2 separate regions of the Homo sapiens genome follow, and region 1 is linked to region 2. The links are chromatin contacts, found by Hi-C or POLR2A ChIA-PET in ENCODE. All regions are on one chromosome and are shown on one strand. Each heading gives the region's core, a stretch centred on a gene start or an enhancer-like site at or near the end of the contact. The rest is flanking DNA. Distances are from core to core; before and after follow the strand shown.

Evidence for each region. Hi-C counts contacts between places; a loop is a spot of excess contacts on that map. ChIA-PET counts read pairs that join two places held with the same protein, here RNA polymerase II (POLR2A).
Region 1: a loop to region 2 is called in a map of endothelial cell of umbilical vein, with 7 times the contacts of the local background. The contact joins two enhancer-like sites. A Hi-C loop is called at or near these places in 1 of 168 maps with a recorded cell type or tissue (endothelial cell of umbilical vein). POLR2A ChIA-PET finds 5 or more read pairs at or near these places in 1 of 52 experiments (PC-3).

Annotation. Positions count from the first base shown.
Region 1 is chr10:4,768,604-4,773,329 of GRCh38, reverse strand. No RefSeq gene overlaps it. Among named protein-coding and RNA genes, the nearest start is that of AKR1E2, 55 kb to the left of the region's middle. Within about 2 kb of position 1,434, at least 9 of the 41 ENCODE cell types and tissues checked have a DNase peak (open chromatin) inside an H3K27ac peak, as active enhancers do; they include endothelial cell of umbilical vein, where a contact is called at or near this core.
Region 2 is chr10:4,448,698-4,453,413 of GRCh38, reverse strand. No RefSeq gene overlaps it. Among named protein-coding and RNA genes, the nearest start is that of LINC00703, 67 kb to the right of the region's middle. Within about 2 kb of position 2,078, at least 2 of the 41 ENCODE cell types and tissues checked have a DNase peak (open chromatin) inside an H3K27ac peak, as active enhancers do; they include endothelial cell of umbilical vein, where a contact is called at or near this core.

The DNA of each region.
Region 1 (4,726 bases), core at 185-2,684, 320 kb before region 2:
GTTGGGGAGGTATGGTTACTAGTCTCAGATTAATGGCTACAAATATACAGTTTGATAAAATAAATAAGACTGATAGATTAGTAGGCTGATTATAGTCTACAATAATTATTGTATATTTCAAAATATCTAGAAAAGAATAATTTAAATATTTCTAGCATAAAGAAAAGACAAATATTCAAGGTGATAGGCATCTTAATTGCGCTGCTTTTATCTTTATTGATTACGTGAATGCAATAAATTATCACATGTATCCTGAAAGTGTGTACATCTATTATACATCAATTAGAAAACATTTAAAAACTCAGAGAAGGAATCCTGGATGCCCGATCACTATTTATTCCACCTGTCAATTGGCCCTCCTGGTTTTGAACCCCATCTGATCACTGCATTTGCAAAACTCAGAACCTCTCGTTTTTTATCTTTCCCCATTCTTCAGTGAAAAATTCTCTTAGGATTCAGCTTCCTTTGTTCCGCTAAGTCGGTTTCCACCATCCCGCCCAAATATTTGTTAATGTATCTCATCCACTGCAGCCTCTCCTTTCAGTCACCTGTCTGTGAATTTATACTTCTTCTCTATAATTTCCTTAGGATTTGTGGAAGGAGCAGACATAGGCGAGCATGTGTCTAATCTACTACCTTTACCCAGAGTTTCTATAATTTATTTGCTTAGAAATGTTATGAAGCTTTTACAAAATCATATGACATCCATAATGCATTATTTAATAGAGCAGAACCTTACATTTTATGAGTTTATCGTTCACGCAAAAGTAATAGAAATCTGAAGGAGACTTGAAAGGCTTGAGGCTGAAAAACATCTAATTTATGGAATTTGAGAATTGTAGCATCTCTGGGGTAGAGTTGGGTGTTTCTCTTTGTGGCAGATCTTCTCCTTACTCTGGAATAAAATGATTTGATGAGTAAGTATAGTTTCATACACATGGTGAAGTTTCAGTATAAACTCATGCAGGATTGAGGTTGGAGCCTAGTCATTATTCTTGGTACAAAGGATTAACCCAAACGCAGTTTCTTCATTCAGAGCTACTGTACATTTATTTAGAAATGGAAATTGGGTATATAAACAAGGCAGCATCTTTGTACAATAGAGCATTTTACCCCTAATTTTAGATTTGAATTATTCAATGAAGAAACATGAGGCATATGCTTCCGGGAATGTGGAGGTACATGATCTCCACTCAATGCTCTGAAGAACATTCCATGGCAAGGACGTGGCTTGACTAACATGTCCAACTAACGATGCGCTCTTCTTTAGAAGGTTGTTTAAGAGTGGATAAATATGACTTTGGGGAAAATGGAATATTTCATTTGTGGTTTTTGGTGACCAAACCATTTCTGAGTTTCCGCTTTCCTCTTAAGTAAATAGCTATGTTTATTGTCAATTAATGTGGAGCAGGAAAGAAGACAGCACCCAGATTTCTGCCATTGTTTTGAGAAAGGATATTGGCAGGTTTTCCCAAGCCATCTCCTCCAACCCTCCTTGACACCCTTTGTCCTGGGATCTGGCTCAGTGGACACAGTTATGGGGGGTGGCACATATTCTCAGAGGATAGGAAGTTTATGGGGAAGAAGGGGAATGAAACCCACATCCAGAGACAGAATTATCTGAAACTTTAACATTCAGGGACTCTTGTTTGATAAATCCCTGCAAAATCCTGGGAGAGGCTTCCTCCTTGGCAATATGTTTCATAAGTCATGTTTTATAAATGGCTGCTTTTTATAGAAATTTATTTAATGAAGTAGAATCAGATTTTCTTCTGATTCAAAACCCCAGGAATGGATGAGTCATATGCCCATTTCCTACTCTAACTGCTCTCCTTTCTCCGCTGGAACTTTCTCAGCCAAAAGCATCATTTGGAAGAAGCAAAAACAATCTTATCTAAATGGATGTGTGCAGAGAGGACTTTGTATTTACAAATAATTTGTTTTATTTTCTGCTTCCTGTAGATGGAGCTAAATCCTTAAGCATATGTTTACATGTGATGGAATTCCCAGGAAGGAGATCTTTGAAAGACAATAATAATATCTGCTGCTGAAGGCTTTTAATTCTTTGGACAATAAGTGGTGCTACACTGGGCACAATTTGGTGCTAAAGAAAGAAAGTTATTTGTAGGCAGAATCCTGTACCTGCCTCCTAGTCTCTGCAGAGAACAGAGAGTTTGTTGTTGAATAGAAATGGCCAGCAGTGTTACTATTGCTGTATTTTGTATTTTATCTAAGGTCATATTCAACTTCTTTTTTTTCTCATAAAAAATTAAACTGTTAAACTGCCCATTATCCATTGTCCTTTTACACGGGTGTTTCCTGGTCTTGTCTGTTGCTCAATGTGATTGAATGACCATGTATGACAAATAGTAATGAGCTCATAGTATTTCCCTTAGTCAGTTAATAAACAGTGCATATCTTTGGAAGAAGAGACACACTTTATTACTTCCCCATATGGTTTCAAAGGGATGTGAGAGCACAATGAGTCAGGCCAACAGGAAAACTTAAAAAAAGAAACGGAAAAAAAAGTTTTTAAAGAATCTTATTGTGTTTCTCCCAAGTTGCTCATAGCAACTTGTTTATTAATTCTAGAAATAGGCAAAGAAATTTTATACCTTAATAAGAAAAGAAAAAGACAATATTTTAGGGAGTTTAAATAATATTTATATGGAAAACAATTTTATTAAGTGAATTCACATATGTCTTAAGTGCTTTTTAGTGTATCCAAGACAGCATTAGATACATGTTACTTCTTAAAAAAATAAATGACCCCTCAAAAAGTTTTTAAGACATTTTTCTATTTTTTTCCAATCAGCTTCCATTTTTGTAACTAGTATACTAATTCACGGCAAAGTAAAAACAAACCAATTATAACATAAAATATTACTTTGAGATATTTTGATTATTTTTAAACGTCATAATTATTTGAAATCAGAAAGCAAAAAATGCTGGAATCAAAGTTAATTTCAGCCTCCAAATGTTTAAACTGTGTATTAAAACCTCTCTCATCTTATGTAAATTTTAATTCTTTAAAGTTGTGACATTTTCAAAAATCAAATATATATTTTATTTGGATTAATACATAATCTTGCAGAATGAGTTTATTATAATTTTATTCATATATGAGCTTTAAATTTATATCCCAAATAATTCTCAGAAACATTGGAGTACTCAGTTTTGTAGGTTGGTTAGCATTTTGATGTATCATTTACTATTAGTTTTTAGAGGTTAGAGCATCAATGAAAAGAAATATTGGTAATATAGAGGCAAGTTCTGAAATCTGTGGTTTCCAAGTCAACATTCAGGATTATTCTTTTAAAAAAATATAATTAAATTTTCTCAAAGTTACATTTACTATATTACAAATAGTCTCTTGTTTTGATTTATTAGGAAGACGTTAACAGCATATTCTTTTTTATGCAGTTTTCTTAAGACTCCATTAAAACAAATGGCTTTCCGGTCCGTGCCCCCTTCCAGGTCAGCTAACAATTTTATATTGATTTGCAAAAGAGGCTCCATTATAAAAACCTTTTGTAATTATCTAAATTCCATGTGTTTAGGAAGCTTTTGAACCATCCAGGAATAAGCTAATTTCCGTAATGGTGAGAAAGAATTGTACAGTGGATACAATAAATGCTTGTCTACTTACTTAGGCTTGTGTTTGAGTCTGTAAGTGCATGATTTGCTAATTTTGTTAAAAAAATAGTAAAAATTCTAATCTTCATTTGTATTGTTTCCTATATAAAAAAGCAAACCATTAGCAATTATAGTCCTATTTCTTAGTCATATACTGTCAATCAGCTATCTTGAAGATGGAACTGGGAAACCAGAACTTATATTCAACATGATAAGGAAATTTGAATTCATTTTATATACTATAAAGTTTATAAAAGTTATTAATAAGTAACCATAAGAATGGATTAAAAAATATTTAAAGCATACCAATTGACAGATTTGTAAATATCATTGAAAAAGTCAGAGATAACTTGGCCGAGATATCTATAGCACCTTTACACTTTAAAATTTTAATATCAATATGCCTTCTTATGAGTTATGTGTTTGCATATTGACTGTGTTCAAATTTGTTATTTCAAATTCCCCTTTGTTTAGGACTCTTGAAAGCACACAGGACTAACTGAGTTAGGGCAATGGGCTTCCAGTGCCCTCTTGGCTGTCACCTTATTTAATAAGGCCTGGCTTGTGCAGTCACTAGTTGGATTGGATTATGTTCTTCCTGACATTTCCATTCACTCTGTTGCCCAGCCCTAAATATGTTAAGCAAGATGAGCTATCCTGGGGCCAGGATGATTTTCCTTCAAAAGCATCCTCATCAGATTTAAATATTTACTGCTTTCCCCCATATCAAAGTCAATTAAATAACTTCTCATACAATTTATGAAAGCCAAAAAGCAATCTAGAAAGGAACACATCCAAACCCATTGACTCCATTGTAGAAAGAGAAATGAAAACGTGGGTTTCACTGGAGTGTTCTGGCATGGAAGTAGTGTCTCTTGTTGACTTTAGGAATCCTGGAATGTGGCCCTAGGAAGGAAAACCCTTGAACATTAAGGGGCCCCTTAATGAATTTCTCTATTTCTCTATGATCTTTCTTTAGTTCCATAGCCCCCACCTAAGTAGAGGGTGAGGTCAGAGGGAATAAAGAAAGACATAAAGCAAATTATGCTGTCGGCTATCCAAATTGTACAACCTTATTCATGCTGATTAT
Region 2 (4,716 bases), core at 829-3,328:
GGAAGGTGCAGTAACCTATTTGACATACGATGCTGGCCTGAAGTGGTGACAGAGGCAGGGAATAGAGAGAAGTTAACCGAGTTGAGCGATCCCGAAAGGTTTAGATGCAAGCCTGGGAGACCATCAATGTTTCTGCTGAGGGCAGAGAAAAAAGACTGAGTCAAAGATGAGACTCAAGTTTTATCCTAAATAAATTTTTGTCATCTGGACAGGCTGCAGAATCCGCATAAGAAGGAAAAAATAAAGTAACCTTCATTGTTTTAATCCGCTAATAATGTGGTGGGGTTTTTTGTTGTGGTGGTTGTTATTGCAGCATAACAAGTAACTTTCTAACTGATACAAGCTATAAGGAATAACAGCAGTGTGTGTGTGTGTGTGTGTGTGTGTAAATAATAACATGAAAAGAAAAACACTGAGGTGAATGTGATTTTGAAGGCAGGTTTGTCTTCCATATAAACTACGCTATTTTCATCCATCTATGAGACTATGACAAAGCTAATAATAAATCAATGGGAAGATTTCTTGCTGGGTTTTCAAGCAAAACAAGTTAATAGGGTTCCACTGAATTTATGAATGAAGATGCCCTGTGAATTTAGCTACATCCTACTGTGAGAAAACAGCACCTCCTCTGTCCCTCTCCTGCCTATTTCTAGTTGATGTGTCTCTGCTGAAACTGGTGGCTGTCTCTTGACAGGAGGTGATGCATTATAGCCAGGATTTTCCTTGCATTTTACTTCTGCAGGAAACTGTAAGAATCAGCTATTTTTGACTCTCATTTGCAAACATAATACTATATAACATTGTCAAAAATGAATCTTTTTGAAATCTACGGCATAATCTGAAGTATCACCAAAAACTAGTTTTCTTGTCAAATACAGTGAAATTGAACTGGAAAAAAATATTCTTTTAAAATAAAGCAACGGAAACATGTAGCCATCTGACAGTGAAACTAAGCCAGACTTTATCCTTCCAGGGGACATAACTGCCATTGTTTCTCCCCTCCTCCTCGACCAATGACATGGAACCTGCCACCCCTTCCATCCTCACTCCCCTCACTACTGAGAGGACGGAGTCTCGCTGAATATTTCATGAGAATCTGACTTTCCTTTAGGGCTTTGACCTATTTTTCTTCTGGCTTACAGCTTGCACTGGTCCTGAAATATGTTACAGTGGGGCATAGAATAGGCAAAGTAGTCTCTCCCCAACTCTTGGCAATTGGATAAAATGAGTTCAATTTTCTTACTGGTTCCTGTCTAGAGATAGACAGAACCCACTCTGTCTTCAACTAGCGCAGAATGACTGACATCCAAAGACTAGTCCAGTCACCGTTATGCTCAAAATAATTAGCATAAGCAATGACAGATAATGTATTTACTGTGGGGATATGAAATATTAGAGAAGTTAATTTTATCATCTTATTTGATGGAAATTTGGTTGTTACATAATTGTTTGTGGGTATACAATAGAAAATATAAAAATTTCTACTCACACACTAACAGTATATTAAAGATGAGCATGAATTTTTCCTAATATGGCACAAGGCAAAGAAGAGAAAAGAAATCACATAGTGCCGATGATGGAGGGTTGAATTGTTAAGTTATCATTTGAAAGATAAGCCATGTGGGCCCAGGGGAGCTTTATCCCCTTTAACAACATGTATGTGAGTGGTTATTGTACTGTAGTTTTGTCAAGGGAACTTAGTAATGAGATAAAATAACAGCTGTATATTTTGTAGAGAAGTTTGCTTAGGAAGGCAGTTGTCATGGGAACACCTGGCAATAGCGATTTGATTTTGTGTTGTACGAAACCAATGAGTTTACTTTGTCTAGATAATTTTCCTCACGCTGGCAACTTCTGGGGGAAAGGGAACTAGCCTTTTCCAGAAATTTGCATATTAAAAGGACCCACTTCATTTCAGAGTAGAGGTGGAGAAGGCTTTATTGACAAGCCTCCTCACCAATGAATCACATACTTATACCAAAAAATGCACATGGTGTAAATTTACCACGTTTCGAAAGAGCTCTGACTGTCTCAGCCTGTGCTCTGGAGCTCTGCGTTAGGCAAATGAGTCACGTTCAATTATAAGTCCTCAGAAATTTGCTTAAAATCGTTGCAGCTGGGAGATGTAAAAAACCTTATGAATGAGGAAAATCGAAGTGAATTATACTTCACGGGGAAGTCTCTCAATGAAAAATGTGGTAAACAGGCCTGGAGGAAAAAAAGGAAACAGATGCTGACTGATAAGAAATGCTTATTTTAACAGGGAGACACCAGCATGGATGTGCTGGGGTTTAAAGAAAGACTCAGCAGATCTGGTTTTTCTCTCTGCAGGTGGCTCGGCTTCAGTGAACTGAAATATCTTGATCAAAAGATAAAATGCATTTCACCTCCGAGGGTGAAAACAGGTGATCCTTTCATTCAGCTCTAGGAATCCAAGATGGCCTTGCACACGCATACAGAATGCAAATCGGTCACACAGCCTGAGAATGTCTACCCTCCAATGTCAACCCGCATTGCACCAAGGAAGGGACAAAAGACAAACTCACATGGCCATCCCCAAGGAACCCAGAGCCCTAGGCCTCCACGACCACTCTTAGTAAGAAAACTTTCTACTTTGCAGATTCCTTGATAAAGTCAGTTGAATCTGACACAGGTAGAGATTAATGATCATGTCCTAGGCTTAGAAAAAGGTCATCTCCCTAAGAAGATCCAATGTCTTTTGGTCAAAGAAAAACGCAGAAGATTATGGAAAGATAGAGGAAAAAAGATTAGATTGCTTTTTAAGTTACTGCTGGAATTAAGAAACTTTAGATGAATAATCTTAATTATTTTATTAGAATCTGTCCTTCAGGACTGTGTCTCTTTTCAAAAGCAGAAAGTTATTAATCTTGCTGTATAAGCTTGCTTTTTTTTTTTTTGCTTTGAGCCTGGAAAGAGAGGTCTAGGAGTTTATCTCCCTTTTGTCTTTCTTTGCCTGTTTCCAGACACAGTCATTATTTATCTGGGCATAGAATATGAGAAGCTCCCTGAATTCATGTGGTGGAAACCAACTCTTTGTGTTTTTTATGGCATCCTTTGACAATTTAAAGTCATATTATAGGAAACTGCATCTGATTGTGACCGGGGGTTTCAGTGTGATGATGCGTTGATTTCGCCCTATCTCAAAATAGTTTGCACGGGCCAGTGTGGGAAATATAAATGGGCATTTCAGAATAATTACAATAGTGAACATGTATTTATCACGCATTATGTGTCTTACACTGTGATCTCTCAGTGTTATTTCATTGTATCTTCAATATAAGATGGCAGATCAGTAGTATTGATACCTCCACTTTAGAGGTGAGGAAACTGAGGCCTTAGAACTTGCTCACATTCTCAGAGTGGATTGTTTTAGAGCTGGAATTTGAATCAGGCTGTGGGACTGGAGAACCTGTGTTCCTAAACTCATCACCATACACTGCATAGTTTAGAAGACACTCTAGATTACTCCCCTTCCCTAATAATTACCTCCATCCAGCCTCTGAAAATGGAAAGCTGCAGAGTGTGGCCAAAAGTTCTAGAGAATATTGTAGCTTACTTAATGAATCACACTTCTCTGTATATATTTTGTTATTCAATTTTGTAATTAATCTGGAATCAACCCAGATATTCCAACATCTTGAAAGTCCTAATGTACTGAAGACATTGACCAATTTAACCGTAGCCAATCACTTTTTACAATTGTTTCCATTTGAGGTCCTCAAAAATATTTGAAACAAATAAAATCAGGGCTGTATAAGAATGGAATATAGGGCCCACAAGAACATAATAATAGAAACTGAAGTTCAACTAGAGTCCCCTTAGCTTCAGAAAGCTTACCTACAGATACGGCAACAAGCTGTTATTTATCTTTACTTTGGGCGTCATAAGAAAAAGTGTTTAGCTTGGGATGTAAATCACACAAGCTACGCAACGAAAGATATGTTCTGCTGGTGCCTCAGGAATTTAGTAATGGAAATGCCTTCCAAAGAGAAACTTCTGAAGGAATAGCTTGCTTGGAAGACAGAGCTCAAAAATGTATGGCAGAAGGTCAGAAGGATTAAGGTCAGGGAATCTGTGATTCTATAAATTTTGTGATTTATGAACTTATTTCCACATCTAACAGTCCTATATTCCATATACCAACACATTTTTTGCATTGTCTCTTATTATATATATAATATATATTATTTTATATATATATAATATATGTATTATTTTATATATATATAATATATATATTATTTTATATATATATAATATATATATTATTTTATATATATATATATATATTTTTTTTTTTTGAGATGGAGCCTCACTCTTGTTGCCCAGGGTAGAGTGCAATGGCATGATCTCAGCTCACTGCAACCTCCACCACCCGGGTTCAAGTGATTCTCCTGCCTCAGTCTCCCAAGTAGCTGGGATAACAAGCATGCACCACCACACCCAGCTAAATTTGTATTTTTAGTAGACATGGGGTTTCACCATGTTGGTTAGGCTGGTCTCCAACTCCAGACCTCAGGTGATCCACCCGCCTCAGCCTCCCAAAATGTTGGGATTACAGGCATCAGCCACCACGCCTGGCCTACTTAATAGAGTTTTAATAAAATTTGAAAATGATTTCACATGTCACAATTTTCTTCTTAATTCTGCATTAAAGTAAGAATTAATTTAACTTCTAATACAATAAAATATTTG